Linked DNA regions of Mus musculus: all the other regions are linked to region 3. The links are chromatin loops, found by intact Hi-C in ENCODE. Cell type or tissue: left cerebral cortex. All regions are shown on one strand. Links, peaks and the distances in the headings refer to the core of each region. The heading gives the core; the rest is flanking DNA. Region 1 overlaps Gm33632 (a long non-coding RNA gene). Region 2 holds the start of Gm33577 (a long non-coding RNA gene). Region 3 has its middle 8.5 kb from the start of Gm33687.

Region 1 (11,025 bases), core at 28-8,027, 66 kb after region 3:
GAAAATGCCAAAAATTTTGTCCTGCTTCAATTACCTCATGAACCTGCATGAAACAAACTGAAAACTTTTAACAACAGCAGTTTCTACCTGCTTGTTATAACAGAACTTAAATTGGTCAACTTTTGAGAGTTTAAACGGAATTTTTATCTGCTACTGTTAATGTAGCAGTTTGAATAAAAGTGGCCTCTTACACATATATTTGCACATTTAGTCTCCAGTTGATGAACTGCTGCCTGTGGAAGAGGAAATAAAACTCACAGCTACTGTTCCCAGAACGAGGCACTGTCTGCTTCCCACCACGATGATAATGGACCAACCCTCTAAAACTGTGAGCAAGCCTCCGGTTAAATGCTTTTCCTGTTAAGAGTTGCCTCAGTCATGGGGTCTCCTCACAGCAACAGAACAGAAACTAAGACAGATCATTTTTTTTCACCTATGTTTGGAACTTAGCTATTTAAGACACGATATATATGTTTTCATGTGTGTCCCCATCTGCTTGTGATGACGTCAATACATCTCCTATATCAGACTAGTAGATCACACCCCACGATGTCACCTTGTGGTTTTAAGACAGTTAATTTACATAATATACCAACTGGGTCTTGCAGATTCTTCTGCAGCCATGAACCTTTAACACTGTGGCAAAAATAAGTGGCTCTTTCTTTTTGGATTTCTTCCTGACCACCCCAGATTCTTACAAAAACAAATAAACAGACAAGACCTATCTAAAAAGGCAATCATACTTTTTGTTGTTTTCTTTCTGTTGCTGTTTGTTTGTTTTCTTAAATCTTAACCCCCACCATTCAAGTCTCCTTGTGTGCCCTACATTTGCCTCTCAGCAAAATAAGTCCCCCTTGGCTAAGCTAACTGTAGCGTTGGGTTCAGCATGCTGCCCCAGTTCCCAGCAAGCTTTTGGGCTTTTGTTCTCGCCAGGGAGAATAACTCTAGAACTGAGCAGCGCATGCTCATGCGGCTTCCCAGCCACGAAAAACTTAGCTCTAATTACTAAGGTGACTTCCATCTTCTGAGCTTCTAATTGTTACCCTCTTTTTATTCCTTTTAATTTGTTTCACAAATGTATTCCCTTTAATCAGATCAAATTAAATGCCCAAATTAAAAAAAAATAACTTGGCCTTGTAATGTGCCACCAAGTATCTTAAGTAAACTGCTTTAAAAAATAATGACCAGTAACTGACAATTTAAACTTCAATATTTTCTCCTAGATAGATCTGATTTGCAAGAGACAAAAATAAAATAGATGTATCTTACACCCAAGCTCTTCTTCAATACTAGCATAGCTGACCTTCTGGGTTTGGTAACTGTACTTAGAGGCTAATATTAATGAGGACATAGGGGGCTAAAAGACAGAAATACTTTTGCCCCTTGTCCCTAGCTCTGCTATGTCCTATGGGACTCGGGAATGATGAGAGACTCCCAAGTGGTCCTATAACTCCTCTGCTGAGTCACTTGTTCTAATGGCCAGGAAGATCATGTGTACATTCCACACAGAGGAGAGTCAACATAGAGAAAAATGTCTGCCATGCTCCCCAAAAAAGCCATATTTCCTCCATTATCCTAGTGTCTAATGTACATGCACTGGGAAACACAGTACTCCTAATATAAAGAATTAGAGAGAGAAAATAATATAGTTGTACTTGATAGTTATACTATGTGGAAAGAATCTATGCAAAGAAGAGAAAACGTGGTACTTTGCTTATTACTTGGAAGAAAATCTGTAAATATAAAGTTGCTATTGTGTTCTTAAGACATGATAACTATTCCATCTTTATTTATGAGGCCCCCCTCCCCCACTTTGTACCATCTTGAGGTTTGGAGTGTTTCTGCTCCAAAGCAAAGCTCCCTCCATGACCACCACTGATGTTACTACTGGTGCTAGGTAATGAGAGGTTATTGAAAGTTACAGGGCTGGGCTTGACTTGATCCTGGATTGCACAATCTCCTAGGTTTCTTGATGAATATGCTCTGTGCTTTTAAGAATGACAAAAATTCAATAAAGAAAGAATTATTGCACCAGTGATGCAAGAACTCCTAGGTCCAATCTCTAGCAACACACACACACACACACACACACACACACACACACACACACACACCTTTAAAGGAAGAAGCATTTTTGAAACTACAAGTATTTAAAAACCATGATGTTGTCCTACACAAATTCTGATTGAATAAATTTGAAGAAGTACATTTTGTTCTAACAAAGTACCTATTTATCTAAGCATTTTGTATTTTTTTAATGATAAAAGCTATCCCCTTCATGATGACACTTTTTCCTAGTAAGGTTAGACTATGTATTTGTTGTTTGTTTGTTTGTTTGTTTGTTTGTTTGTGGTTTGTGCGTGATAATGAATTTATGAACTCTATTGTTTTAGGGTTGATCAATTGCCCCAAACAAGTTACAAAATATGGTTCTTCTGTGAGGTTACAGCCTCATCAGCTTGGAAGTTATAAAAGATCGACCACTCTCCTCCTCTCCTCCTCTTCTCCAAAAATGACTTTCAGGACTGCAGCTTTTAGGGAGCAGTTGTAGTCAGAAAGTAGGGACCAGAAAGAGACATACCAAGACTAGTATATGAAAGAAGGTATTGAGGGCCAGGGAAATGGTTCAGTGAGTTTAAAATACTGCCAAGTCTGATCCACAAGGTGGAAGGAGAGATGTCCTGCAGTGTTTGATGTGGTATATGTGTGTGTGCGCACATGTGTGCATGTATACACATGCACACAAATGAAAGAATAAATGTGCAACCAATTGTTTTTAAAAAGAAAGAAGCTAGTTGTCAAAGAAAGACTAGAAATCTTTCTCCACCTGGACTACATGCAACAACAAAAAAAAAAAGAGCAGGTGGTGAAAACGTGCCATGTGCTGACATTCTGCCCAGGGTATTTTGTGTACATGTTCACAAACCCACTCCCCCATCCCACAAACCCACTCCCCAGCCCACAAGCCCACTCATCCATCCCACAAGCCCACTCCCCATCCCACAAGCCCACTCCCCATCCCACAAGCCCACTCCCCATCCCACAAGCCCACTCCCCATCCCACAAGCCCACTCCCCATCCCACAAGCCCACTCCCCAGCCCACAAGCCCACTCCCCAGCCCACAAGCCCACTCATCCAGCCCACAAGCCCACTCCCATTCCTGAAGTGCTTCTTCTCTTTCTTAATAGCCTGTTTCTATTTCTGTTTCTAGTCCTGTCCAATTCTTTGTCACGGGACATGGGGGGCTTAGAGATCTCAGTGAGTACCTTGAGACTCAGGTCTGTACCTCTATCACAGAGACACTCCAATCTGGGGCCATGGTAGATCTACATATAAGGTCTGTGGGGAGCCGTAACTCGATTGAAGCACAAGTTCAGGGAGAAGCTATGGGGCTTTCCAGCTCACCAACTATTGTTCTTCTGTAAGTTTAGAGCACACTTCTGAGAAATGCCGTGGTGCCTGGTAAATCACTAGCATTGGGGAAAAGGGAATAGTGGCTTCTACTAATTCTGTGAAGGAAATAGAAAAACACATTTCTAAGCAGAGAAGACAAAAAAAATGAGAAAAGTAGAGAAAAACCCAGAAGGGGACAATGTCTGATTCCCTCTTGTTTTATAGTGTGCATGTTCATATCAACCCAGGTTGAGAAGTGCCAGGACCACCCATAGGTGGAGCAGGTAGGCTTCCATGGTGTGATTTAACGTGCAGGAAGACTCCAGGCCCTAAAATAGTTCTTTTCCCTGGCTTGACAGGGCACATTAAGTAACGATTGCCTCAGGTTTCTCTATTTAAATGCAAATAACTCTGGCAAAGATAATAAGTTATGAGAGTCATTAAACATCAGTGTGATTAGCTTATTAGATTGTTTTCCTAGAAGACTCCTGAGGGAGCATTGTACAAAATGGTCATGGCTTAGGGATCTGTCCACAGCAAGTCCCTCCATCTCAACATGCCTCAACTCCCTCTACAGTATGGACTCCAGGATTTGTCCCGGCTAGTTCTCAGATGTGGTCGGAGTGAGCAGGAGGCTGTGACGCAACAGAGCATCTCAAGCATTGACTGTCACAAGCAGAAATGACAACACTGGTGGCCTGAGGGGAAACAGTAGGGGTTCATATTGAGGTCTTGATTCTCAGCCAGAAAAATAGGCAAGGACACGAGGGGAAAGGCAAAATTCCAGGGGCCAAAAATAAAAAGATACCCAACCTAAGCATTCATGCATGAAAGGTACATTAAACAACAGGATACCAGGCTTACCCATAAAATGAAAGAAAAAAAAGCTGTAAAATGATAATATCCAGAGTAGAAGAATACAGATGAAAGGGGGCTGCTAGTGGGAATACAAACTGTCTATTTAGCATCATGGATCAAAAGACCTTAAATGTGTGAGCCAGCAATTCTAACTCCAAGAATGGACTGGAATAAATAAAGGAGAATGTGTACCTGATTCAGCTGCAGGCATTCTCACCACAATATTGGTTTTAATCACAAAGACTCTAGAAATTATCTAAATGACCGACAGAAAATTCATCATAAATCATGGTACAAACCTTAAACTGTATCCTAGACCTGTTTTGAAATATATATATATGAGAAGTATATTTATTAACAGGAAAATATGCCTAATAATCTTTGGGACAAAAGGCTGTAAACACATGTATTATGCATTCATATTATGTATCTTCTTATCAAGAGGTGTTTGCAGAAACATGAATAGTAGCTATAAATATTGTGAACTCACAGAGTCATTTCTTTCCTTTCATTGTTTAACTTTGTTTGCATGTGTAAAAAACTTTCGCTAAGAGGCATTCAAGGAAAGGAGAAAAATTCTCATAAGAGGAAAGCCTTTTTTTTTTCTTCAGTTTGAGCCAAGAATTTTTTAATCTATAAAGTGAGGGGAGAGAGAACAGCTTCCTTATGTAGTCTGTGAAACTCTGAGGAAAAGGGATAAGAAATGCGTGAAAAGAGTTTTGAAGTCAATAAATCTCCCCGTGGCATCAAAGAAGAGGAAGGCTGTGGAACCGTTATTTCTGCTCAATTGCTTGTAAAAAGAAAAGAAGAAAAAGAAAAACCTGGTCTCAGCAATGGTAACAGCAGGTTGCTCAGTTGAATAGGAAAACTCATCTCAACAAAGCCAAATAGGAGGGAAGAGAGTTAAAAGCAGCTCTGAAGAAGTACATCAATTAACGCAAGGATGCATTTTGTTAAAGTGACTGGAGAGTGAGTCCAGGCAGTTACTTCCGTGAGTACCTGCTCCTTCTAGCTGCGGTGGGTTCGAGTAGGCAGCCTGTACTGACACTGCGCATTGCGCATGAGCTTGGGGCGCAGGGGGCACAGGAGGCTGAGCCACTAGTGGGAGTAGCTGCATGTAGCAACTCATATTTTCAACAGTAGTGAGGAGATCTTTCTTCCTGATTTTGCTAGCTCCTCACCACAATCAGTCCATTGCTTCATAAGTGCATGACCCAAACAGAGTCCTGCAGTACAGCACAGCCACGAGGATTGGCAGAGCAGCTTACTGAGCCCTCTCCTCCAAGCACCCTTGCTGAGAGCAGACACAGCATCTCAGCCCTCAGACACAGCTCCAGCAAAGGGTGAGAAGCAGGAGCGAAGGGACGAGGTAATTTGCCTCCAGAGCTGTTCCCTAGCCTGAGTTCCCTCCTCTTCACCCTGTTTTCACAAAGACTAAGACCTTTCTCCTTTGACAACACCCACTTTACAATCGTTAGTGGATACAATGGTATAGAACCAGAGTGCAGCATAGGAAGTGGCTAAGGCAGACAAAACACCTCCACTCCACCAGTGGAGTTAACATCCTAGTAGAAGAGACAATGAACAACAGAACAGCAATAAAATGTTGATGAAAGTAGAGAGTGGAGTGTGATAGAGCCCTTGACTTTGGTGACTATCTGCCTGGGTGCTGGTAAGCCCTGGGGCACGGTGTAAGAACCTCAACTTATATAATGTGTAATGAGAAGCCAACTGGGGAATAATATGATCAAATGTGTGTGTGTGTGTGTGTGTGTGTGTGTGTGTGTGATCATGTTACACATATATGTATATATGCATATATGTGTGCATATATATATCATATATGTCATATATAAGTATATATACAAATACATATATTTACATATTATTTCTGATCTGTTGACTGACCTACTTAGAAATTTACGTGAAACTCTTCAGGTTCTTCTTTTAAAATGCAAACATTTTCAACATCGGTAGCATCTTCATTGGAATGTGCTGATTATAACCTTTTCTCTCATTCCCTCTCAGTTGACAGTGAAAGTGCTGGGCATCTGCCCGGGGCTCTGAACCCAGGCAGAAGCATTTTACACAGCAGGAACACATGGGTGCTCAAGGGCGAATAAAGTTTCCAAGGTCAGTGATGGAAAAGAGTGAGGAGAGAGTGTCAGCCATGGAGCCAAGCGCTGCTAAATTCAGACTCTGAGACCTTACTCCCTGCCTGCTAATAGTGCAGTCTTGGCCAGCTTCCATTCTTAGAAGTTGGTAATAAAAGAACATGAAACAAGCATTCCCATAGTTGGAAATTATTGAAATGTATCTAAGTCATGCCTGTGAGTTCCTGCTGCACCATGCTGTAGGAGCACGCTGGGACTTAATTCAGGATCGTAACACTGAGTCTGCCCATCTAGGTGTTCCAGCTTTGAGGATGAGTCAGAGAGCAGTAACGTCCACAGGCTGCTTCTGGGGGCAGGGTTTCACTTTCTCCGAAAGTGATGAGATTTTGGAAACAGACTTTGGCAAAGAAATGTTCTTCTGCTAAATATAACAGGGAGGGTAGACATCCTACTCCACCCCAGTCTCTAAGCACTTTTAAATGTCTGTGTGACTCTCTACCAAAATGAAAAAAAAATGTGGCTTTTTGGTAAAATCTTATGCTGTTTTAGTTGGCAAGGTGAGCTGGAATCCACATCTAATTCTTAGAGGACTTGGCAAAATGGCAACTATTCTGCAGTTTGGAAGAGATCTAAGGTTGCCCTCCTTGACTTAGAGCACAGCATATTGTATATAGCTGCTTAGAGGGCAGTCAGGACTTCTAACAGTCAGTCTTGACTTGATTACAGTGTCTGCCTGAGGAGTGAATCCATAAACTTAACAAACCAAATCCATAAAATAATGAGTTGAGGAACCTGGAAAACGTTCTACAATGTGAAGAGGAGTGTGTGTAAAGACATAGAAGGTGAAGAAAATGCTAGAGAGTGAAAGAAAGATGAAATTTCAAGACCTGTAAGTCATATAAAGTACTCAGAAATTGCTGGTTGTTTGTGAGCCTAGAGGCTGCTTGGGGCTGAGAAAAAAGAAAAACAAACCCAGGTATGCCCCGTAGTTAAAACATTCCTGGGAACAGCTTAACCTTAAAGATAAAGAGGAATGTGAGGACATAACAGGGCTATCTGAACTGAGTCAACAACTCACAGAACTCTGACACCCTGCATGTACATGTAATTTTTCTGCTGATGTTTGAATAACCCAATAGTGTGTTGCTATGCTGAGTTCCACACCCCTAAGTCCCTTACCCCATAAAAACCCCTAGCTTTCGAGTCTCGTGGCTGACATCCGTTATCTCCTGTGTGGGATGCATGTCGTGATTCTTTGGGTGCCCGCCGAATCGAGAATTGAGTGGGGGTTTCCCCACTAGGTTCTATCAAGAGAAGGTGTTGTGTTGGGACCAAGAGGCAAGGTCCCTGAATGTGCTGGAGACAATAGACCAGCATGAGACTCTAAAGAGGAGAGAAAGTTAGGAAGCCCTCACCTTCTAATGAAGCTTCACCACCCTTTCTGTAGGTTATGCTCACCCCCCAGTGGGGCACCACAGACACACACCTCTTCAAAGCAAGGCAGGGGGTTGCCAGGAAGGAACCACTGGGGACAAACTCCTCAGTGTTGTACACTTGACCCTTTCAGCCTTCACTGTCTCAAATGAGCAACTACGACCCTGGCCTATGGGGCTGGAGAGATGTGTCAGAAGTTAAGAATACTTGTGCCTACAGAGGACCTGGACTGGGTTCCCAGCAACAACATGGTGGCTCACAGCCATCTTAACTCCAGTTCCAGGGAATCCAATACCTTCTAAACTCCTTGGGCACCAAGAACATATATAGCATATAATATATGTAGAATTAGTATATAGTATTAGAATTTGTATTCTAATATAGCATATTAGAATATAGTATTATAGTATAATATATACATGAAGACAACACACACACACACACATATATATGGTAAATAAATCTTTAAAATATATCTCCAGCATACTTAACCTGCTTCTCCCAAACTGCAGCTTCTCACTGATCTGAAATAAACAGATTTTATCTCCCCAGCTCAACTAAGAATAGAAACACTTCTTGACAGTCATTTTTCTCTAAAGGTTGTGATATATCTTAGACATAGTTTTGGTTTTACTCAGTTTCAGTATGTAACTTAGGCTGGTTCAAGACCTTCCTACATCTGTTTGCTGAGTGCTGGAGTTACATGTCTGTGTGCATCACCACAGTGTCACTGAGAGTTCAAATGTTCATTTAAAAAAGTAATTGTATGTGTGATGAAGCTGAGCATATGAAGGAGGATCAGACATACCACGGCACAGGTGTGGAGGTCAGAGGACCACTCTGGGGGGTGGGGGGTGGAGTTGATTCTTTCCTTCTGCTCTGTAGAACTCAGGTGTCTCAACTTCCAGGACAATTTTTGTACCTGCTGAACCAATTTAGTGGTTCTCAAATGTTCTTTGAAGTCGGCTAAGGGCCGGCAAGATGGCTCAGGATAAGAGGCCTGGTAGGCTGAGTTTGACCCATGGAACAGACATACAGGTGGGAAAGCGGAACTGACACCACAAAACTGTCCTGTAACCTACACATATGTGTGCAGCTCTGCACATGTGCCCGTACACACCAGAATAATACTTCTCAGAAAGGACTGCCTGCCTTGTAATAATGGGATACTTTATTAAGACACCCAAATATACATGTGGCACCCTGGAAACTGCTATCAGCTTCCAAACTATTACTCAAGTCACAAATAAAAAGCGGAAGATGATTGGCCACCAACAAAAGTTCAGATCAGTGGATGGATTTTCACAGGTCTGTGGAGTTCACTGTGGTGGCTGTGTGCAACAGTATCTTCCTGACTAGAAAAAAGCACTGGGCTAGAAACATAGGCAGGCATGGGGACATCACTCATCTGTCTCAGTTCTCTGGAAACACTCTGGAATGGAGATGTACACCCAGGAACTGCTGAGAGATTAGGGTAGGAATACATACCTGCTTGAGAGAGGAGCTGGAAATGGGCAGGGGACAAAGCTAAGTGTTATTGCAGATACAAGAAAAGAAAAGAAAGGAAAAGAAAAGAAGGGAAAAGAAAAGAAAAGAAAAGAAAAGAAAAGAAAAGAAAAGAAAAGAAAAGAAAAGAAAAGAAAAGAAAAACGGGCCCAGTTGACTCATGTGGTACTCTGGATGTTGGACAGGGCATTAGTTGTCCAACCTAAAGATAATGGGGCCAGACTAGTTTTTCCCCTCATTGGCAAATCACTGGATAGGGAATTTTCTTGAGAAGAGGTGTGGACTTAAAGAGGTGGCTTCCTTGGGCTGAGAGAAATTCCTTAGCGGGAGCCATGGGTAGATTCATTTCCTACAGAATGCATACCTCAGTCCTACAGCAGGTCTGGATTACAAACAGCAACATATGTGACTTAAGGCCAGTGGTTACACTCGTTGGTCCAACATGGGAGCCAAGCTTCTCAAGAGGACCCTTGGGTTCTTGAAGCTCCTGTGCCTTTGGGTTCACTTCTCTCTTCTGCCAGTCATCTCTAGTCACTGGTTCCACCTGTTGCCTAACATGAAAACCTTACACTTCTGTCCACACTGTCTCAATTTTCCATTGAGGAGGGAAAGGTCTCCTGTGCTGGGACACATTTGGTCTCTACCTCACCAATAATGCCGGGGTGCTCCTGACCTGCACTCAGCCTGGAATCTTCAAAGATGAACGGGACACCAGTTCTTCTGAGGAATTCCAAGTCTATAAGATGAAATAGTAAAAACACATCTCAAAACAATAACAAGACCAATGGCGAGTATCAGGACTACAGCTCTCTCACCCTCAGCCTCCAGATCTTCTTTTGTTTTTTTTGAGATTATATCATTTTGTTCCTTCTCTAGAGAAGAGTATGTCTCCCTCTCTCAGCATTCCTCAGTTGCCTGCAGTTATTTTTCTAAGGTTGAGGCCTGATAGGATATCCCATTCACTTCAGGATTTCTATTGTCATCCTTGCTCAGCTCAAGTTTGGGTGACATGCCTATGAAACTCTATGGGTGTAGCTTCTGACATTACTAGCATACACAGTCTCACAAAACTCTGGCTCTTACAACCTTCCAGCCACCTCTTCCGAAATGTTTTCTGAGTCCAAGGTTCAGAGCAGTTTTGGAGATGTATCTGTAAGGACTGGGCTCTGCAACTTTGCATTTTGATTGGTTATGCTACTGTGTATTGAACGGTCTTTGTTTGTTGCAAAGAGAAGTTTCATGAATGTGGGATAAGAGCTACACTTGTCTGCTGGTATAAGAACAAATATTTAGAGTGTAGTTAGGGACTCTACTTGTTTAGTAAAGTAGCAGTTGTGGGCTCTCCTCCAAAATCCATGACAACATTAGCCCTGGGTAGTTGGCTAAGCTTTCAGTATGAAGCATGGTTCCCCTCTTGTTGAAAGGATCTTTGAATGGTAAGGTGGTAGACACCAATTCTAGCACTTGTAATATGGAAACAGGAAGATCAGCAGTTCAATATCATCCTCAGCTACCAGAGAGTTTGAGACTATGGTGGGATGCATAAAGGTTTCCAACAGGTCCAAACATGGTCAACATAGAGCCAACAGGTCTTCTCTATCTATCTATCTATCTATCTATCTATCTATCTATCTATCTATATGTGAGTGTGTGTATAGATAGATAGATATCCATAAGATTACATTCCTAAAGCTAGCTACATCCTCCTTTCTTCTATAT
Region 2 (11,025 bases), core at 2,743-10,742, 57 kb after region 3:
CCACTTAGATTTGACCTTAGTACAAGGAGATAAGTATGGATCGATTCGCATTCTTCTACATGATAACAACCAGTTGTGCCAGCACCAATTGTTGAAAATGCTGTCTTTCTTCCACTGGATGGTTTTGGCTCCCTTGTCGAAGATCAAGTGACCATAGGTGTGTGGGTTCATTTCTGGGTCTTCAATTCTGTTCCATTGGTCTACTTGTCTGTCTCTATACCAGTACCATGCAGTTTTTATCACAATTGCTCTGTAGTAAAGCTTTAGGTCAGGCATGGTGATTCTTTTATCCTTGAGAAGAGTTTTTGCTATCCTCGGTTTTTTGTTATTCCAGATGAATTTGCAAATTGCTCCTTCTAATTCGTTGAAGAATTGAGTTGGAATTTTAATGGGGATTGCATTGAATCTGTAGATTGCTTTTGGCAAGATAGCCATTTTTACAATGTTGGTCCTGCCAATCCATGAGCATGGGAGATCTTTCCATCTTCTGAGATCTTCTTTAATTTCTTTCTTCAGGGACTTGAAGTTTTTATCATACAGATCTTTCACTTCCTTCGTTAGAGTCACGCCGAGATATTTTATATTATTTGTGGCTATTGAGAAGGGTGTTGTTTCCCTAATTTCTTTCTCAGCCTGTTTATTCTTTGTGTAGAGAAAGGCCATTGACTTGTTTGAGTTAATTTTATATCCAGCTACTTCACCGAAGCTGTTTATCAGGTTTAGGAGTTCTCTGTTGGAATTTTTAGGGTCACTTATATATACTATCATATCATCTGCAAAAAGTGATATTTTGACTTCCTCTTTTCCAATTTGTATCCCCTTGATCTCCTTTTGTTGTCGAATTGCTCTGGCTAATACTTCAAGTACTATGTTGAAAAGGTAGGGAGAAAGTGGGCAGCCTTGTCTAGTCCCTGATTTTAGTGGGATTGCTTCCAGCTTCTCTCCATTTACTTTGATGTTGGCTACTGGTTTGCTGTAGATTGCTTTTATCATGTTTAGGTATTGGCCTTGAATTCCTGATCTTTCCAGAACTTTTATCATGAATGGGTGTTGGATCTTGTCAAATGCTTTTTCTGCATCTAACGAGATGATCATGTGGTTTTTGTCTTTGAGTTTGTTTATATAATGGATTACATTGATGGATTTTCGTATATTAAACCATCCCTGCATCCCTGGAATAAAACCTACTTGGTCAGGATGGATGATTGCTTTAATGTGTTCTTGGATTCGGTTAGCGAGAATTTTATTAAGAATTTTTGCATCGATGTTCATAAGAGAAATTGGTCTGAAGTTCTCTATCTTTGTTGGATCTTTCTGTGGTTTAGGTATCAGAGTAATAGTGGCTTCATAAAATGAGTTGGGTAGAATACCTTCTACTTCTATCTTGTGAAAAAGTTTGTGCAGAACTGGAGTTAGATCTTCTTTGAAGGTCTGATAGAACTCTGCACTAAACCCGTCTGGTCCTGGGCTTTTTTTGGCTGGGAGACTATTAATAACTGCTTCTATTTCTTTAGGGGATATGGGACTGTTTAGAAGGTCAACTTGATCCTGATTCAACTTTGGTACCTGGTATCTGTCCAGAAATTTGTCCATTTCGTCCAGGTTTTCCAGTTTTGTTGAGTATAGCCTTTTGTAGAAGGATCTGATGGTGTTTTGGATTTCTTCAGGATCTGTTGTTATGTCTCCCTTTTCATTTCTGATTTTGTTAATTAGGATTTTGTCCCTGTGCCCTTTAGTGAGTCTAGCTAAGGGTTTATCTATCTTGTTGATTTTCTCAAAGAACCAACTCCTCGTTTGGATAATTCTTTGAATAGTTCTTCTTGTTTCCACTTGGTTGATTTCACCCCTGAGTTTGATTATTTCCTGCCGTCTACTCCTCTTGGGTGAATTTGCTTCCTTTTTTTCTAGAGCTTTTAGATGTGTTGTCAAGCTGCTAGTATGTGCTCTCTCCCGTTTTTTCTTGAAGGCACTCATAGCTATGAGTTTCCCTCTTAGAAATGCTTTCATTGTGTCCCAAAGGTTTGGGTACGTTGTGGCTTCATTTTCATTAAACTCTAAAAAGTCTTTAATTTCTTTCTTTATTCCTTCCTTGACCAAGGTATCATTGAGAAGAGTGTTGTTCAGTTTCCATGTGAATGTTGGCTTTCTGTTATTTATTTTGTTATTGAAGATCAGCCTTAGTGCATGGTGATCTGATAGGATACATGGGACAATTTCAATATTTTTGAATCTGTTGAGGCCTGATTTGTGACCTATTATGTGGTCAATTTTGGAGAAGGTACCATGAGGTGCTGAGAAGAAGGTATATCCTTTTGTTTTAGGATAAAATGTTCTGTAGATATCTGTCAGATCCATTTGTTTCATCACTTCTGTTAGTTTCAGTGTGTCCCTGTTTAGTTTCTGTTTCCATGATCTGTCCATTGGTGAAAGTGGTGTGTTGAAGTCTCCCACTATTATTGTGTGAGGCGCAATGTGTGCTTTGAGCTTTACTAAAGTTTCTTTAGTGAATGTGGCTGCTCTTGTATTTGGAGCATAGATATTCAGAATTGAGAGTTCCTCTTGGAGGATTTTACCTTTGATGAGAATGAAGTGTCCCTCCTTGTCTTTTTTGATGACTTTGGGTTGGAAGTCAATCTTATCAGATATTAGGATGGCTACTCCTGCTTGTTTCTTCATACCATTTGCTTGGAAAATTGTTTTCCAGCCTTTCATTCTGAGGTAGTGTCTATCTTTTTCTCTGAGATGAGTTTCCTGTAAGCAGCAAAATGTTGGGTCTTGTTTGTGTAGCCAGTTTGTTAGTCTATGTCTTTTTATTGGCGAGTTGAGACCATTGATGTTAAGAGATATTAAGGAAAAGTAATTGTTGCTTCCTGTTATTTTAGTTGTTAAAGGTGGCATTCTGTTCTTGTGGCTGTCTTCTTTTAGGTTTGTTGAGGGATTACCTTCTTGTTTTTTCTAGGGCGTTGTTCCCGTTCTTGTATTGGTTTTTTTCTGTTATTATCCTTTGAAGGGCTGGATTCGTGGAGAGATAATGCGTGAATTTGGTTTTGTCGTGGAATACTTTGGTTTCTCCCTCTATGATAATTGAGAGTTTGGCTGGGTATAGTAGCCTGGGCTGCAGTTTGTGTTCTCTTAGTGTCTGTATAACATCTGTCCAGGCTCTTCTGGCTTTCATAGTCTCTGGTGAAAAATCTGGTGTAATTCTGATAGGCTTGCCTTTATATGTTACTTGACCTTTTTCCCTTACTGCTTTTAGTATTCTATCTTTATTTAGTGCATTTGATGTTCTGATTATTATGTGTCGGGAGGAATTTCTTTTCTGTTCCAGTCTATTTGGAGTTCTGTAGGCTTCTTGTATGTTCATATGCATCTCATTCTTTAGATTTGGGAAGTTTTCTTCAATAATTTTGTTGAAGATGTTTGCTGGACCTTTGAGTTGAAAATCTTCATTCTCATCCACTCCTATTATCCGTACGTTTGGTCTTCTTATTGTGTCCTGGATTTCCTGGATATTTTGAGTTAGGATCTTTTTGCATTTTCCATTTTCTTTGATTGTTGTGCGGATGTTCTCTATGGAATCTTCTGCACCTGAGATTCTCTCTTCCATCTCTTGTATTCTGTTGCTGATGCTCAAATCTATGGTTCCAGATTTCTTTCCTAGGGTTTCTATCTCTAGTGTTGCCTCGCTTTGAGTTTTCTTTATTGTGTCTACTTCCCTTTTTAGGTCTAGTATGGTTTTGTTCATTTCCATCACCTGTTTGTATGTTTTTTCCTCTTTTTCTGTAAGGACTTCTACCTGTTTGATTGTGTTTTCCTGTTTTTCTTTAAGGACTTGTAACTCTTTAGCAGTGTTCTCCTGTATTTCTTTAAGTGATTTATTAAAGTCCTTCTTGATGTCCTCTACCATCATCATGAGATATGCTTTTAAATCTAGGTCTAGGTTCTCAGGTGTGTTGGGGTTCCCTGGACTGGGCGAAGTGGGTGTGCTGGGTTCTGGTGATGGTGAGTGGTCTTGGTTCCTGTTAGTAAGATTCCTCCGTTTACCTTTCGCCATCTGGTAATCTCTGGAGTTAGTAGTTATAGTTGACTCTGTTTAGAGATTGTTCTTCTGGTGATTCTGTTACCGTCTATCAGCAGACCTGGGAGACAGATTCTCTCCTCTGAGTTTCAGTGCTCAGAGCACTCTCTGCTGGCAAGCTCTCTTACAGGGAAGGTGCGCAGATATCTTGTATTTGGACCTCCTCCTGGCCGAATAAGAAGGCCCAAAACAGGACCTTTCTCAGACACTGTGTTGCTTTGGCAGTTCCCAGGTGGTACAGACTCTCACCTAAGCAGACTAAATTCCTAAGTTCCTTGGAGTCCCGGGACCAAGATGGCGACCGCTGCTGCTGTGGCTTAGGCCGCCTCCCCAGCCGGGCGGGCACCTGTCCTCCGGTCCGGATGGTGGCTGGCTGTCCCCGGCCCACAAAGGGTGCTGCCTCAGCGCCTCTGTGCTTCCGCCTGTTCCAGAAGCTGTCAGGTTCTCTGGCGCACCCTCTCACCTGTTCAGACTAATTTCCTAAGTTCGGCGGGTCCCGGACCAAGATGGCGACCGCTCATCCTTTAACTTTTCAAACATGTTTTCAGATTTCTCTATTTATTTTATCCCCAGAGCATGTCTGTGAGGTACACAGGCAATTTGTCTAAGCCAACGTATTACAGATGAGGTATGCTAGATGCTGAGCTGTAAACACCATCTCTCAAGGCTTCACAGAGGCATGATGATTGGTTAGATGGTGGATGTAACCAATGAGGCTTAAATTTCAAACTGCAGCATACGCCATCACCCTCCTTGAATGGGGCTAGACCTTTCTCCCCCTTTCTCCTCTATATAAATGTAGATAATGTCTAACCTATCTTAAGAGATATATTTTTCCCAGGTAAATAAATATGGTGGGGGAATGAAAGTTTAACATAGCAAAGAATAATAAATGTGCATCATTTGGGAGACTGCAGAGGATCCATTGGCTCTCAGTCCAGGCAGGTTCTCCAGACCTGCAGCTCTCAATGGCAGAGCTGCCTGGCTGTAAACTTTAATGTTTACCTTTGGAAACCTGATCTTCACCAAGAATTTGAGAGAATTTAAGAAAGATGGCTTCTGAATTTGATGTCGCCATCTGAAAAAATATTTTAAAAAATTCAGAGAGTGAGGGTACTTATACAAATTGTACCTCCCTCTCAGTATCACACTCCTTTTAGGAAGCAGCAGATTCTCTTAGGAAGGCACTCAGTGCAAGCAAATGTTAAGGCAGACACGCACTGCTGTGCACATAAAGGGCTATACACCTAAATACCAGTCTTTCCCATCATCTTCTCAAAGCTACACCTCTGAGTTCTGTTTAGCAGGAAGAGCTCCCCGCCCCACCCCCCCAGCGATGGATGGCATTCATCTGTCCTGTCAGCACATCATGAGGTGTTTATAATGCCTGCTCCAAAACAGCACTGAAGTAATGAAGATAAATAGATGCCGATAGACAGATCTCTACCCACTGAGATCGAGCCATTAATTAGCACATGAATATTTAGAACTTGTTGACTTGCTTTTCGCTGCAGAAGGTGTCTGAGAAATTTTGTCATCAGTGCAAATAGGGGTCTGGTGTTTGAGAAACTGAAGAATCAGAGCGTTTAGAGTGGGCAGGTTCTAAGCTCTGCTGTTAACTGGAGTGGTTGGTTGTGTTTTGTAACAGGTCTCAAACTGTGTGGTTTGATTTGCTTACCTGAAAAGGGGTTCAAAGATCTGAGATTTGCAATTCAGTTGAAAAAAGTGGGGAGCTCCCAATTTACCCTTCAGCTTCACCTGCCTCAGAGTTGTAGGACCCCTTAGTCCAAAACGCCTGCGCTGTGCTAGGCAACTCTGTCTGAATTAGATTCAGCCACACAGGCTTTTACCACCCACCCTAGCTTCCTACCGTAGGATGTCCTCATTTGACCCCATTTTGAAACACCCTCACTGTACAATCTGAGATGGGAGATGGAGTCTGGCGGAGACTTTTCTCTTACTCAACAGATGGACTAGTCTGTGGTGCCACGTTCTGTCTCTCCTTTGACAGTGTCTGGGTGCTGCCATAACACCTTCTCAAGGAGGGCATAGCAAAATCCAGAATGGCCCACAGTCCGCGTTCTCCTTAAGGGCACCAGAGCACCGCTGTTTGCCAGAAGTGGAAAGCGGGTCTGAGATGAATGCTGTGGTTTCAGATCACCTCTCTGAGTTCCCAGCTGCCGCCACCACCCGTACACCCACCCAACCAGGAAGTCAGGAACAGGGATCCGAGGTTCGGGAGTCTTCCTGTACACTAGGATGAAAGGGGAGAGTGAGCGGGCAGGTATCCAGGTTCAATTGGGAGCAAGTACGGGGTGGTGGCCTTCTTCGGAAGTCTTAGTGTTTACGGCTCTTAGGCAAAGGCCTTCTCCGTGGTGATCTTTGATGAAGCAGCTCTCTGAGACTATCGTAGCTTGTTCATTTTTTTTTATTGGAGATGAATGTGAACACATATGCTTTATTCAGGGTGAACCGGGGATTATATAATTTTTGGAGATGTGTGTGAGAATATCCAGGAAGAGAAGGCCATTGGCTGAAGGCTAAGACTACTGAGATGCTCCATTAGCATGCAGAGGCATTCCAGGTGCTGTGCTATGTCACTGACTGCCTGTGGTCAAGTCATTTGGAGGCCATGGCTCTATGCTTCAAAGGAGGCACCAAGGCACCCCACTCTTGCTGTCTCAGATCTCTGAGATTCCCAGGGTTCAAGCACTCTCTACCTCATCAGTGAATGTGCCTGTCTGGAGGCACGGTCCGTGTGCCCGGCACGAGTCAAGCTAGCGTCTTTCTTTTTGACCTTGCAGAGCATGGTCCCATGAGAGCACAAGGAGTTGTTACACTTACAAATTGATGGCCTGTGGGCCTGGGTACCAGAGGTTTTCCACAGAGTTCTCTGGCCAGGCCTGGTGCGAGGGTTCCAGGGGAAGGAAGCAAGTGTAGGCATAGAGACAAAGTCTCCGCTGTGTCTTCCAGCTTGCTCAGTAACTCCAAGCAGCTCTGTATTGTGTTGGGTCAGGCTGGGCCAACAAGAAGCTAGTTAGTTATCCTGCAAGGAATGAGGCGGGACCTCAGGTGGCTCTTCGGGAGAGATCTCTTCCCAAGTGTTACAGCCCTTGGAACAAAAGACTCATAAGACTTCTAAGTAGTTTTCGCACACCTTTAATTCCCTGGATAGGATTTATATACAGTTTTGGGGGTGGTTCAGGGTTCAACAGCAGTTACCTCTCATCGGCTTGGACTGAGAGTTTGGGGGAAACCTTATTTGCATGTGGGAAGGCTTGGTGCTGCTCCTGTGTGACTGATAGCCACAAACCTCTCCTGTGGGGGCTGTGGGGTTGGTAACTTCAACAGGAGCCAGGGATCCAGGAGACATGGTCGAACACCTTACATCCCATGTAGGTGGAAATCACAACCCATTGGGTCTCCGAGTTTCCAGACCTATGCTCGACTGGAGACCAGGCTGTCTGTGTGCAGCCCACTGCCCCTCAGTGGCCAACTGATGCAGACAGCCCCTTCTTCTCCTACTCTCCTTATCCCCTGGGCTCTGTCTAATACAGACACAGCATATGAGATTGGCTTCCAGAGGACTTTGATTTCTGAGAAAATGAGCCACTGTACTGTGCTCATGAACCAAAGGAACAAATGCAAAATTTGGTGCTTAGTCCTATTCTCAACTTGTGACTGCTTCAGAAAATAGAGCATCATTTGGCATGTGTTTTATCAGTCTGTCTATCTATAGAAAGATACAATTCCCTTCAAAATGGTCTTAGAGGCAAAGGAGGCAAGGCATGGATCCCCCTTTCTAAGACTTCTGTCTGTATATGGGATATAGCCCATGTTCTCATTTCCCTGGCTAGCTGTTTGGCTTGAGTCATCACTGAGCAACAGTTTGACCTTCTAAGCCTCTGACTGTCCTCACTACCATTCTCTGCTGTTACTCATAGGATTTGATATCAGCTCTCCTCTGAACGCAAACTTGAAGATAATTCTTAAACATTTCTACAAGACCTCGCTACAGAATAAAGAGTCCTAGTTAATGAGAGGGAATATCAGTTTCACAAACAGAAATCTGAATTCTGAAATTCAACATAAAATATTCTCACTTGGTTTACTCTGAGTTATTTTCTTGGACCCCAAATCTTTTAAGCTTATGCAAAGTTGATTTGGAAGCTCTGGCCATTATCACTGGTCCAATGTTCTTCCCTCAGCCCTGGTCAGAAACCTTCCTCCCTATGTAGGTATAGGGTATAGGACCCAGGATAACCCAGTCTTATTATCTTTAACCTTCAAGACTATTGTGGGTGTTGAGAGGTACCTAGACCCAGGTTACAGAGTTTATGGGGTGTTGATGTTACTTTTGTCGTTGTTATCGTTGTTTGTTTGTTTGTTTGTTTGTTTGTTTTTCGAGACAGGCTTCTCTGTGTATCCCTGACTGTTCTGAGATCTTCCTGCCTCTGCCTCCTGAAAGTTGGGAGGGATTAAAGGTGTGCCACCACTGCCCAGCCATTTTTTTTCTTAAATGGAACCTGACATGGAAGACTTTCTTATTTCTTTACTAGAAGACAGAGAGATGGAATCACAGGGTTTCCATTAGGAAGGATCACAACATGCCATGTTGAGAAGGTACCCAAAAGAAGGGAGCCAAGACCAAAAAAGAAACAGAAGTGAGAAATGCCTGGAGACAATAGTGCCTTGCTACCATCAAATTTCTCCAGCCTCTGAATATTAATGTATCCTTGCAGTTCATCTTTATCTCAGGGATAGCCCAGTTGCTTACCAATAAATCCAATTCTTTGCTTAAAATGGCTGAAATTGAGTTTCTGTCACTTTTAATCAAAGAATTCAGGCAAATATAGGTGTCTATAAGGAGCAAAGCTTTTGCTCTGCCTTCATACACTTTGTTCTTCTCATCTCTTCTCTGTCCAGAAGAATGACTCTGCAGCAGAGGTGAAGCAGGACCTCACAATTACCCCGTGCACTCATTAGTTAAGTTGTACTTATGGAATGTATTTGGACTCTGATCTGTCCATCACTTCATCCTTCATGACATTTAGAGATTTTGTTTGGATGGTCTCACACGCCAGAACGCAAAGCTTCAGCTTAAACCAAGAGAAGTCAGTCCAACCAGTTTGCTCTGCTTGCTTTCATGTCTATAGCAGATAGAAGAAAAAACAAAGTGTTTCCATTTTGTTTTGTTTGATTCTGACTCAGTGTCAGGTGAGTAGAAAGCTTGGCTTTTCACCACCGACTCTCACGATCATTTATTTTCATAGAGTCCAGAGTCAGACAACTGAGTAATTATATAGCATGGAGTACCGAATTGCACTCGATAATTACATGGGAGCTTCAGTGTGGGGAATAAAGAGTTACCAAAATAACACATTGTTTCTGACAGAATGGGAGGAAAGTGTAGTTCTGATTCCAGCAGGAGCAGCTGCCTGCCATGAGCCTAAGGTCCAGCCTGCTACTGTGCGCACAGATGTGAAACAGCTCAAGACTCTAAGAAGCAGAGTCCTGTGGGTGGAACATGCCTTTCTCTGAGTAATAGTATGTGACTTCCTTATTTATTGTTATTATTACTATTACTGTTATTATTACTATTATTAGTTTAGTTTAGTTTTAATGTTGTTTACTCATTTGAGACATTTTATTTTGTTTTCTATTGTTATTTGGCTGGCTGGTTGCTTGGTTAATTGGTTAGCTGGTTGGGTTTCTGAGACAGGTCTCACTAGTTAGCCCAAACTGGCCTGGAACTCACTCAGTTTGGCCTCCAATTTGCTACAGTCCTCCTGCCTCTGCCTCCCAAGTGCCAAGATTGAAGAAATTAGTTCCTTTCTTACTTGAAATTTTTTTCTGTTACAAAAAAATGTGATTTGTATATGGCTGTCATTCTAACCTCTGACATGTTTTCTTCAGAGATACACAGGCCCTCATAACTACGTGTCCTGCTGTGTGTGGAGTGTGACTAGGTCCAAGATGAGTCAGTATTGGTCGCAATTCAGGTAAACCAACCCATTAATTTATGTGTTTTGTTTCAGGGATCTAATGAGTACACACACACAACTCACATATACACAGTTACACATACACACACACATACATACACAACCTGCACATAGTTTTACACACACACACACACACACACACGGTAGCATGATTATTTTCCCCTGGATATCTGAGAGCAGTCCCAGCCCTTTCTAACCTTGTATGTGATTAATCTACCCTGGGATAACACAACTATGGCTATGTATTAATCTTTCTTCTTGCAATCACCAGATGATGGATAACTGACTATGGATCAATTTTTATGTTTTTACAAGAAGGGGATATCTACAATACTGTAGTGTAGCCATCTACACCAAGCTGCAAGTTTCCTTTATTAGTGTGTCAATTCCACACATAGTACCAAAAGTAGACTTACAGAAAACTCTTCCAAAGATGATAGAGAATGTAGGTTAAAATAAATGGGTTATCTTAAGTTATGATTCTAGTCAGAGAGGAGCCTAGCTACACAGCCAAGGTATTTGTAAATAATTTTTAGTCTGAGTCTTGTTTCTGGAAGAATGAGGCTAGGAGAAAGAACTTGAACTAACTTCTACACTCTTCTGACCTCCATGAGAACTCAAACATACACACACATACCCACAAACATACGCATCATTTTAAAAAAGTAAATCTTAAAAACAAAACTTGATCATGCTATTTGTGATGGAGTTCTTTTTTTTTTCCAGAAGGATTCTTTAAAAACAAAAGTTAAGTACAAAATTTTATTAAAGCTGTGATGATAGATATAAATGCCAAGTATCTTCGTGTTAAATTTCCTTTTCATAGTGAGAGATTGGTTATAGGAGATATAATTCCAGTAAGCAGTAACATTCAAAATGTAGGTAAGCTTATCTGCATGTAATAAAATGTCTGTATTGTCTTAAGACAACACTAATAACTAT
Region 3 (11,025 bases), core at 1,969-9,968:
ACTGACATTATCTATTGAGAACAGCAGACCAGAAGTGGCTGGGCATTTCAAAGTAAGGGGCCCTACAAAAGGAATGGATTCTTTCTTCAGCTAAAAGCTGGAAATATCCTTGACACCATGGGCAACTCCATCCTTTCCTGAGGCCTGAAATGCCAGAAGTGTTTAGCTGGAATGTCTTTGGTCCTGCCCTGGCCAGAGAACAGGGATGTCAGAAAGGAAGAAAGAACAGGTTCTGGTGTTTCCTCATCTCTTTCCTCTAAATGAAGACCCCTTCCCTTGGAATCATAAATGAGGACTGACTGAAACCAAGAGGCACTTAGACACCTGGAGCCAAAGCTGGGCTGGCCAGCTCATCCATACGAAGCATTACTAACTGGAAGGCTGCAACCCACAGTGGTACCCACTCCCAGGGACCTGCTCTTGCTGTAGGAGCTTTGCATCTTTCTGTCTCTGAAGCTTTCTATAATAAAATACTCTTTTTAAAGATCACCTCCGTGGTACAATCATTCCATTCTTCAACTCTGCCAGACAAGAACTGGAAGGTCACTTACTCGGTAGAAGTTTTGGGTGACTGCAAGCATCTATCATCCTAACTCTTGATTTAAAAGCCCCCTCCCCCCAAGAGCCGAGAAAAACCCAGTTACTCTCAACAACACGCTAAACATTTTCCATTTCATATTCACAATAGGACTTCCTCCTCCAATACCCAGGGAACACTCAATTCCTATTTACTGGAGGAATTATTATTAATACACTTGCTTACAGGGCTTGGTTAGGATTTACAGATGAGCCAAAGGAGTGCCTTTGGGAATGAGGTGGAGGAAAGGGGTGGACAGGTCTGCGGACTGGGTAGAGTCAGGGAAGAGCTGACAGACAGGAGCTATTTATGCCTCTCATCTCTCTGACTCATCCTCAGCCACTGTGAGCAGGAACCGCCAGCCCTGCTCTGCTCCAAGCCCACAGGAACCACAAGCCCTGCTCTACTCTCTAGCCCCCACGCATCTCTGATCAGTTAAAATTAAAACCCACACTGGGTCTGGTATAGACGCAGCCACCTGTAACCTCAGCTCTTGGGAAGCAAAGGCAAAAATAGCAGGAATTGGAGGCCAGCCTGGACTACTGAGGAAGTTCTAAGCCAGTCTGGGTTGTTGATGGGATTCTAAGTTAGCCTATGTTAGAGTGAAACTCTCTCAAAAGCAAAAGAGTAAAATAATAAAAACATAAAATAAAAAAGAAGTAATCACCATTGTAAATACTAGGCAAGATTCTCTTATTAGTTAACTTTCCTAAAGGTGAGGAAACTGAGGCACAGATGCTGTTCTTAAAAAACAAAATCCCCACCAAACCCAGACACTATTGTGGATGCCAACAAGTGCTTGCTGACAGGAGCCTGATATGGCTCTCTCCTGAGAGGCTCTGCCAGTGCCTGACAAATACAGAGGTGGATGCTTGCAGCCAATCATTGGACTGAGCACAGGGTCCCCAATGGAGGAACTAGAAAAGGACCCAAAGGAGCTGAAGGGGTTTGCAGCCCCATAGGAGGGACAACAATATGAACCAACTAGTACCCCCAGGGCTCCCAAGGAGTAAACCACCAACCAAAAGTACACATGGAGGGACCCATGGCTCCAGCTGCCTATGTAGCAGAGGTTGGGCTTGTTGGACATCAGTGGGAGAAGAGGCCCTTGGTCCTGAGAAGGCTCTATTCCCCAGTGTAGGGGGATGGCAGGACAGGGAAGTGAGAGTGGGTGGGTTGGTGAACAGGGGGAGGTGGGATGGGATAGGGGGTTTTCAGAGGGGAAACTAGGAGAGGGGATTAAAATTTGAACTGTAAATAAAGAAAATAAAAAAATCATATGGCACAAGGCACATTGTTTTTAATTATGATTTCATTGCCTCTTATAAGTGAGACATGGGTTTACCGCATGCCGGGTCTTGTAGACTGAATATAAAATAAACTGCTTAATCCTCATTAAAAACAAACAAAACAAAACAAAACAAAAACAAAAACAAAAACAGAATCCCAAACGTTCGATTTATCAGTGAAGGCACAGAAGCCAGATGCTGTGGTGGAAGCCGGCTAGCTCACAGAGTCAGAGAAAGTACCCAGCTGACCTTCCCACTCCACTGGTGTCCCAGAAGGAAAAGCCCCTCCTCCTTCTGCACTCTGTCTTTATACCCTTCAACTCAGAGACTCTCCTTCTCTTTCCTGGGTTTTCTTATGCTCACTCCCTGACAATTGGTTGCTTAATCTGCCTCTTGGTCTATCGTTGACTTTATTGAGTTCTTGTTTACAGAAAGGTCTTGGATTAAAGCCATGTGCTAGGGCTGAGCCACACCACAACAAGGTTTATCCAGTTCACAATCTTGGGGTTCACACGGTGATCACATATCCTACATCACAAAGAGGAAGAATTAAGTGTTGAGTGACTGAGCTGGGATTAAACATTCATTGCTCACATGGAGTGGCTGAGCCATACAGAGCCACCAACAGGCATGGACTGAAGTAGCAAGAACAGAAGGCAAGGCTGAGAAGTTCCCCAGCAAACTGACCTTGTGGCTAAGTAAAGAAGTCTTTATTTTGCATGATGAGAATGGAGCTGATAACTCTGCATCTCACAGGTACCCTCAAAGGCTACATACACTAAGGCTTCCTCATGGCCAGCCGTTCCAAGTAGGCTGCCATCAGCCCTGCTCAGTTAGGCAATGGGAAGGGATTGGTGCATTCAGCACAAGCATCAGCTAAGACAGGCATAAAAACATAAAAAGGAGCCAAGCCAGGCCCCATCCGCACCAAGGAGAGCAGCTGAGTTCTGAAAGCAGGCTTATTAACTTTACCAGGCTCTGACGTTGCCATGGATACCACTAACCCAGTGTAGTATTACTTCTGCCTCTTGGTCCTAAAACTGCTTTGCTCTTCAGCCCTGAGTCATGCTGGCAGAGTGGGATTTTCTTCCCACTTCTCCAAATGGGCCCTTAAAGTACAAATGGCTTTTGAAGACTCAGAACCAGAGAGAACTCATCCTATTCCACACCATCGTTTCAAAAATTGGTTCCTTTCAAACACTATTGTACACCATACCAGCTGCATTTACATGAACGTGGACTTGTGTGAGTGAGCAAAACTGTGTTCTTAGAAAGTGCGTATCTGTGCTGTGAACACCACAGACCGTAGAAGTTAAAGGAAGGACATTAGTGAAGTACAAGTTCAGGTGTCTGTACTTATGTCTGTAATCAATAGTGGTCACGGAGCTCTTGAAAGGGATGTGTTAAGACTGTGGACAACCCAGTACAATGAAATCAACTTCATCCCCAAAATGATGCTCTTGAGAGTTAATGTTCTCAAAGCCTCAGCAAACAAGCAAAATTGCTTCTGACACTAACATTCCCAATAAGCACTTATCAGATGGATGAAAGTGTATTCATTTGTGCTGCACTTAATGTCTCACCCCCTCACCTCACTTGAGGCTCACAACTACATAAACCCAACAGGGCAATTGTTGCCTGTTCCATAATGAGTTATAGAAACACTGATCGCTTAAGAGTGCTGCTGGAGAAACTTGCTTGAAATGTGCACTTCCCAGTGGATCGATGGGTTGATCGATAGATGCTCCAAAGGCTGATGGCAGGAGGAAGAGTGAGCAACTGGAGCAGAATGTCAATGCCTGGACCTTGAAAATTCTCCCACTTCCCCAAATTCTGTATTTATCTTGAGTCCCTTAGCAATTCTCAGATCCTTAGACACTCACTATAAAGTGAAGGTGAGTTAACGTGAGTCAGAAAAAGAGTAACCGTGGCAGCTGCTCTGAGTGGAGAGCATCACCTTTGGCATGGTTATCTGTATTGTTCTCTCTTGGGATCCAGATAGTAGAGCCATTTTACATCCCCTGGGCCACAGAAGAGAGGCCAGGGAAGTTGCAGGTGTGCTTTATGTTTCTTCCCTGGGTTAAAGCAAACCTCAGAGCAGATGGGGAGGGTGTGTCATCTGAGCTGTTGCATGACCTGCTGCTTACACCCAGGGAGTGAGCATCCTGTTCTATTCACAGCTAAAGGTCATTCCAGCCCGAATTCTTGGGGTTCATTCAAGGTCACTCTCCTCAGGTTTTCTCTCATATGCAAAGTAGACTCAAAAAAAAAATCCTATTTTTCCCTCTTCTCTTTCTGATGCTCAGTCAACACCTGCCATTGGCAATGATTGCTTTTGCCAGGGAGAGAGAGAGAGAGAGAGCCTTTAAGGACCCTACAACTCTTGGGAAATTTCTCCAGGACACAAGTCATAATGAAAACCAAACAGAAGAGACCATGGAAGGGAGGAAAATAACTATCAGCAGCCTGAATCAAAGCTGCCTCCAACCTCATATGTGCCGCTCCCTCAACCCTGTGCTCTTCCCATCCACAGACGCATGAAGTCTGGGCTTTGCAGCGATGTGCGGGGCCAAGTATCTGCACTAGAGACCATGGATTTGGATGGTTCATGCTGTACAGCCAGGTGCATTCTAACACAAGTTCTCTGGAGGGATCTTGACTCTAAAGCTGCAAAGCACTAAGCCCTTCAGAACAGCAGCCATAAGTACATAAATGAATCAATACTCAAGCATTCTGTATGTCCAGGAATATTTACTACAGGAACATACTGGCTGGGGCTCAATTCTTGGACTCCTAACTGTGCTAGTCAATATCACTCGTCAATTAGAAACTAAAAGGATTTTATCACTCCACAGCACCCTGGACTCCTGGCTCACGAAATAGATTTCAAGTCAGTGTGAATAGCTTGCTTCAACCGGCAGCTGTGTTGCTGAAAAGATTCTTATAAATCAAATCCTCTTAAAATGCACAGAACTTTCTATTCAACGGGAACGCTGTGATCAATCCTTTTGTAGAGTGAAGAATCTTCCTATGCCATCTAAAATGGCACTACCACCTGTCCCCATCTGTATCTCTCTCTCCTCATTGCCCACTCCTGCCTGTCACCCTCCCCTATTCTTCTGTGAGGTCAGCTTTAGGCATACACAGCAGTTTTTAAAGTGTTCACATCTTTGTGGCTGGGAAGCAAACCAAAGGCCCATCTTTTAAAACACGTGTCTTACAAACACCCTGGGAGAGAGGTGCACAGAAGACACATCGCTGGCTTCCAGAACCCACAATATACAATCACCATAAGTGCTGATGAGCTTGGCTGCGAAAGGAACTCGCTGTTGTGCTCCGAGGGATCGGCTCATCATCTCTCACTTGCAACAAACCACAGACAGCATCTTGGAAGACAGGTGGAGACATAGTTAGGGATATTTTTATTTCTTCTGCTCAACCTCCCCTACTCTTCTGAGTAGTGAAGACTGAAAGGGGTGAGGAATTATAGAAAATAACACTCTCTAAACATCTTTATACTTTAAAAAGTACTTATTTAATTGTATGCATATTATATTATATTATATTATATTATATTATATTATATTATATTATATTATATCATGTGCTTGTATGAGCACATAGAGACCAGAAGAACCATCAGATCTCCTGGAACTGGTGATACACAGGGTTGTGAGCCAGCATGTGGGTTGTCCGCAAGAGCAGTAAGCATTCCATATCACTGAACCACCACTCCCATCCTAGAATTACACTTTTGCTCTCAAAGATGAAGTCAAAGACTGGCCCAGTATTTCTCCATCTTTGGCCACTTGGGATTTTGCCATGCTCATATACAACCTGAAATGATATTTAATTAACTTTAATTAAACTCACTGGTTTTCACTTTGCCTCATGAAAAGGAATGAGGCCAGAGGACACTGAGGACTTGAAACATAGTTGCATTCAGTGAGGGCTTGAAACATAGTTGCAGATCCTGAGGACTTGAAACATAGTTGCAGATACTGCGGGCTTGAAACACAGCTGGACTTTTTTTGGAGCAGAATATACCTTTAGTGGATGAATTCTAGATACTACCTAGGGTCATCCTACTGATGAACATATCACAAGTTGGCCTCCCTAGAACTGACTGAGGTATGATGGTCTCAGTCAGCATACCTGTCCTTCGTTTACCCAGCAGTCATTACAGGTGCTATTTGTGGTGGTTTAAATAAGAATGTCTGCTTTAGGCTCATATATTTGAATGCTTGGTCCCTAATTAGTAGAGCCATTTAGGAATGATTCGAGGTGTGTTGGAGGAGGTGTGCCCTTGTTGGAGGATTAGTTCACTGTGGGTGGGCTTTCAACAGCCCATGCCAGGCCCAGTGTTTCACTCTCTATCTGTTGCCTACAGTAAGCTCTCAGCTATGACACTGGCACCATGCCTCTCTGTTTCCTGCTATGATGATCATGGACTAACCTTCTAAAATTGTAAGCAATCTCCCATTTATATGTTTTTTTTTATATAAGAGTTACCTTGGCCATGGTGTCTCTTTACAGCAATACAATAGTAACTAAGACAGAAGTTGGTACTAGAAACTGGGGTATTGCTGTGACAGGCCTGACCATGCTGTTCTTTGGAAAGCTATGAAAGGGCTAGGCGTTTTGGACTAGAAAAATAGTTGAACACTTTAAGTGAGCTTAGTGAGGCACTCTAGTAGGAGCATAGAATACTATAATAATAAAGGCAATGTGAACTGTGAAAACCTGGCTCAATACATTTCACAGGGGAAGAATATTAGCAAGTGGCTTTTAGACTATTTTTGTGGTGTTTGTACAAAGACTGTGGCTGCAACTTGCCCTTGTCCTAAGAAACTGCCTGAGCGTAAACAGAAGACTTTTGGATTGATGGCATTGGCAGAGGAGATTTTAAGATTGCCTATTATTGACTGTGTCACATGGTTATTAGTGATCACTCTTATGCAGATCTACAATGTAAAGGAGCAGGTCGGGCAAAGGGAAATATAAACTGTACAGTGAGAGGAGAAAAGGAACACCAGGAGAGGCAGTGCTGGAGCCAAGTCGTGTGCTCAAGAAGATTAGAAGTTTAAAGGAAAAGCTGAGTCAAAATGCAGTAAAGGGAGTGGTGCCCTCAGGGTAAGACTCCAACCAGCTAAGCTTCCAACTTGTGAAAAGGAATTAAAGGAAAGCTTAAGCAGCAAAGGAAACCATCAACAACAGAAAACTTCTGGGTGATAACAGGTTATGCACCCATCCCTTTGAAGGAACAGACCTGTGTGTTTAACATTCCTGGTTCCTCTAGTGCTTATCTGAGAGCACAGAACCTCCACGTCTCCCACAGAGACAAGAAGAATGCATAATTAAGTAGTTCTAGACAAGTATGGCCCAGTTATTGTGTCAGCTTTAGCACCACAAGATATCTAACACATCATTAATCTGTTAATCCCTCGTCTCTACAAAATGAGCTGCCCCAGGGTGTGGCCTCATCATCACAGGTCACTGTGCTCATCCTGAGGATGGTGTGTCCTGTAGGACTTGCCCTTCCTGGAATCCAAGGTACCAGCAAATTTGAGGCAATGTTCATTGCTGAACCCTCAGCCTTAGAAGGGGATTGTACCTTCTTTAAGGCAAATTCATAGAAAGGAAACTGGGGTAGAATCACCCTCCAGAACAGCTTTGCTTGGAGAGTTATAGGCATCGTGAGACCCTGCGGTAGGAGAGCCTGCGACTGTGGATAGCATGATAAAGGTCCCGAGGGGGGAAGAAACCTCGTTTTTGGAATATTATGATAGTTATAGCATCATATCATAAATAGAATGTTGGAGCCCTTAAGGGAGAGACAGACTCTTCAATTCCCATAATATTTGGGGATTTATAGCATTGTGTCATGGGCTGCATGAAGAGTTTGAAGAAAGAGAGAGAGCACCTTCAACTCTGTAAGGAAATTTCTGTAAGGGTTTTGTTGTTTTTCCAGGTGTGTGTGTGTGTGTGTGTGTGTGTGTGTGTGTGTGTGTGTGTGTTTCCATAGAATGTGACCTCACCTATGTGCTACAAGTCATGAGGTCCTGATAAAAGTAACTATATATAACCCAAAGCTGTGTTGGTAACAGGGAAGGGAGATGACCTTTATTGCTATGAGAGCTACAAGTCACGGCACACTTTCGTATCAACTCTGTTCAGGGAGGCAGGCTGCAAAGGAATGGTTTGTAGCCCAGTTCTGGGAGGGAGAGTAGCAGCTAGAGGATCTATGATCAGATATGGATGAGTAAGTTAGGGAGATAGCCTCCAGTGATTGACATGTCTGTGTAGAATCCAGCAGGAGTCTAACCAAAGGAAAGGAAACAGATACAAAATGAAGGCAGTGATGCCTGGCTTCCATCCTGCTTCTAAGTACTTTGTACACCAAGTGAGAAATTGATGCTTTTAAGCAAATGGGCTTCTAAGAGGTGGTCACAGTTGAGAGAGTGAAGGCAAGGTGTTTCAGAAGCATGCACAGTCATGTGCAGACATGGGGGTGTGTGGTAGAAAGCATGTGGGCAAGAGGAGGCAGTTTCAAAAACCAAACCATGGAGATCTTTGCTGTAGACTTGGCAATAATGTCCTCCAAGTTCACCCATAGTATAGCATGTAACAGGACATTCATTCTTCCTTTTGTAGCTTAATGACATCCATTATATGTAGTTACAGGTTGAGCTCTGCATTAACCCTCAAAGGCTCATATGTAGAAGCTTTAACTTTTATAGATAAGACTCTTGAACTCATAATTAAGGTGAGATAAGCTTTGGAAGATGGAGTCCTAACCCAACAGGAGGATAGTATCCCTGGAAGGGGCAACAACACAGAGGCACAGACACAAACAACCTGGTAGGGACACAGCAAAATGGCAGCACTCTGCAAGCTAAAGAGAGAGTACCCCAGGAGAAACCGGCCCTGCTTGTATTTTGAACCTGGATTTTCAGGCACAAGAATGCAAGCAAATAAGTTTCTATCATTTGAGCTGCCCGGTATGTACAGAGCACTAAGGGGTTGCACGTGGATCATCTGTTGTGAGACGGCCACTTCAGCTCTTACATATATGGTGGATAACGCTGCCACTGAACACCAGGGCAATGTGATCTCATCTCCTTGATGCGTCCCTTTCCATTCTTTTGGCTATGTAGTCAGAAGCAACTTTCTGAATCACGTGTTAATCCCATGCTTTAATTGTTTTAAGGAAACACCATTGTTTTCTAGGTTTCTAACATCCACACTATTTTATAATCCATACAGAATTCACAGGATTCTTATTTCCACACATCTTCAACAGCATTTTTTTCCAATAATTTTCTGTTTGTTTCTCAAATAGCTACACCAACAAATGTGTGGTAGGTTTCCTGAATTTGTGTAGACAAGTGTGATGTGTAGTATCTTTTTCATATGCTTGCTGGCCACACATGCGTTCAGAAACACAATGTCTATTTAAACTCTTACTGTTTTGAATTGTGTTATTTGCCTTTTTGTTGCTGAGTTTTAGAGGTTCTCTGTACTCTGCATATTAATCCATTATCAGGTATAAATTTGGAAAGGTTTCTTCCATCTCACTAGTTTGTGTTGACTTTTGATCATCTTTAAATGTTTTATGAAGTTCAATTTGACAACTGTCTGGGTCTTTGTTATAATACCCAAGAAAACACTCACTACCTTTCCCAATACCACAACATCTTGGCACTGAGTTTTCTTTTAAGGATTTACAATTTTAGGCCTTTCAAGCCTTTTATCCATTTATAGTTAATCTTGTTCATGGTGTTAAGCAAGAGTACAAGAAATAAATGCAGTTATCTATCATTCTTAATACCATTTGTTGCAAAAACTATCCTTTCTCTACAGAATATTCTTGTCACACTTACCAAAAATCACTTGACCACATATGTGAGAATTTCTAGAATTTCTATTTTTTCTGTTGGATTTTGTGCCAGTACTATACTGTTCTGACCATTGTAGTTTACAGTAAAGTTTGAGATCATAAAGTTTGGATCTTTGCACTGTGAGAAAGCCAGTGTCCCATCACTTTGGGAAAGTATTGGAGACAACTTCAAAGGAAGAAAGGTTGGGTTTATCAACTCATGGCCAAGTTATCATGCGGCTCCTGGGATAGTGATCAGGACAAGCATGACAGCTGGGAACCATGGGGTGAAGCACAGTGACATCATGTGGCAGTCAAGAGGGAAGGGAGGGGCTAGCGCTTGGTTGTACCCTCTAAAGACCTGCCCCCAGTGGCCTAATTCCTTCAGTCAGGCCTTGTCTACTATAATTTCCACCAACTACATAACAGCACCTACAGCTGAGTCCAAGCTTCAAAGATGGAAGCCATTAGAGAATCTTGAAATCTAGACTACTAAAAAAAAAAAAAAAAAAGAAAGAAAGAAAGAAAGAAAACAAAACAAAACAAAAAAACCTGTTAGCAAGACTCTTGGCTATTTAGAGTCTCTTAACACTTCATGTGAATTCAGGAATGAGTTTTTGCATTTTTACGTAAAATGTCTTGAGATTATTTTTTTAAAAAATAGAGGCTGCAATGAATAGGTTGTTGACATATTAATGTTAAATATTCTAATCCATGAACATGGGATGCATTTCTGCACAAACCTTTAATTCTTTCACTATGCTTCATTGCATTTCTAGCATTTTAGTCTTACCATGTTATATTCAGAATTTTCTTGTAATTTCCTTTTCCTATTATTTACTGGCAGTGCATAGAGATGCACTTGTCTTTCCTATATTACTCTGAGTACATTGCTAAATTTGCTTGCTAGTTTAAACGGATTTTCTGTGTGTAAGACCATGTCACCTGCAAGCAGAGTGAACTCTTATCCTTCTTTTCCATTTTCAATGCCCATCATCATCTCTGTGGCTGCCTAGGATCTGGGCTATAAGTCCCAGTGCTTTGAGAAGACATGGTGAGGATGGGGGCTCTTGCCTTTTTCCGATGGCCTTTCCTTGGTGCAGATGTTTACCATGCGACTTTATCAAGTTGGGTTAAGTTTCTTTCTGCTTTTAGTTATCTGAGTGTGAAGAGTTATTTTTACACATGTCTTTACATTCTAATCAAGCACTACAGGCAGATTTGTGCAGAAATGATGCCAGTTTCTGCACTTCCCCATCTACTTGCCTTTCCTGGAGACC

The links. A loop is a pair of places that touch in the nucleus more often than their neighbours do. Peaks named below come from ENCODE experiments on the same cell type or tissue, not always from the same donor. Only the 100,000 strongest peaks of a DNase experiment are listed, where the experiment ranks them.
Region 1: it touches region 3 in a loop (3.0-fold over the local background); 2 of 42 quality-filtered maps call a loop at or near these places.
Region 2: a loop joins it to region 3, with 2.5 times the contacts of the local background. A loop is called at or near these places in 2 of 42 quality-filtered maps.

The regions. Positions count from the first base shown.
Region 1 is chr8:86,197,705-86,208,729 of GRCm38, reverse strand. It overlaps Gm33632 (a long non-coding RNA gene), which reads right to left. Exons shown (of 4, transcript XR_879042.2): 3 at 9,980-10,042. It overlaps Gm33577 (a long non-coding RNA gene), which reads left to right. Exons shown (of 4, transcript XR_879041.1): 4 at 212-709. Among named protein-coding and RNA genes, the nearest start is that of Gm33577, 8.0 kb to the left of the region's middle. In left cerebral cortex, for the core only: a CTCF peak has its summit at 3,656; DNase peaks (open chromatin) are centred at 912, 5,589 and 6,719; H3K27ac peaks cover 1,882 bases.
Region 2 is chr8:86,209,566-86,220,590 of GRCm38, reverse strand. It overlaps Gm33632 (a long non-coding RNA gene), which reads right to left. Exons shown (of 4, transcript XR_879042.2): 4 at 7,224-9,228. It overlaps Gm33577 (a long non-coding RNA gene), which reads left to right and starts at 9,380. Exons shown (of 4, transcript XR_879041.1): 1 at 9,380-9,625; 2 at 9,995-10,080. In left cerebral cortex, for the core only: no CTCF peak of the experiment used is centred there; DNase peaks (open chromatin) are centred at 5,993 and 7,707.
Region 3 is chr8:86,265,812-86,276,836 of GRCm38, reverse strand. No RefSeq gene overlaps it. Among named protein-coding and RNA genes, the nearest start is that of Gm33687, 8.5 kb to the left of the region's middle. In left cerebral cortex, for the core only: no CTCF peak of the experiment used is centred there; DNase peaks (open chromatin) are centred at 2,848, 3,315, 4,846 and 5,077; H3K27ac peaks cover 1,537 bases.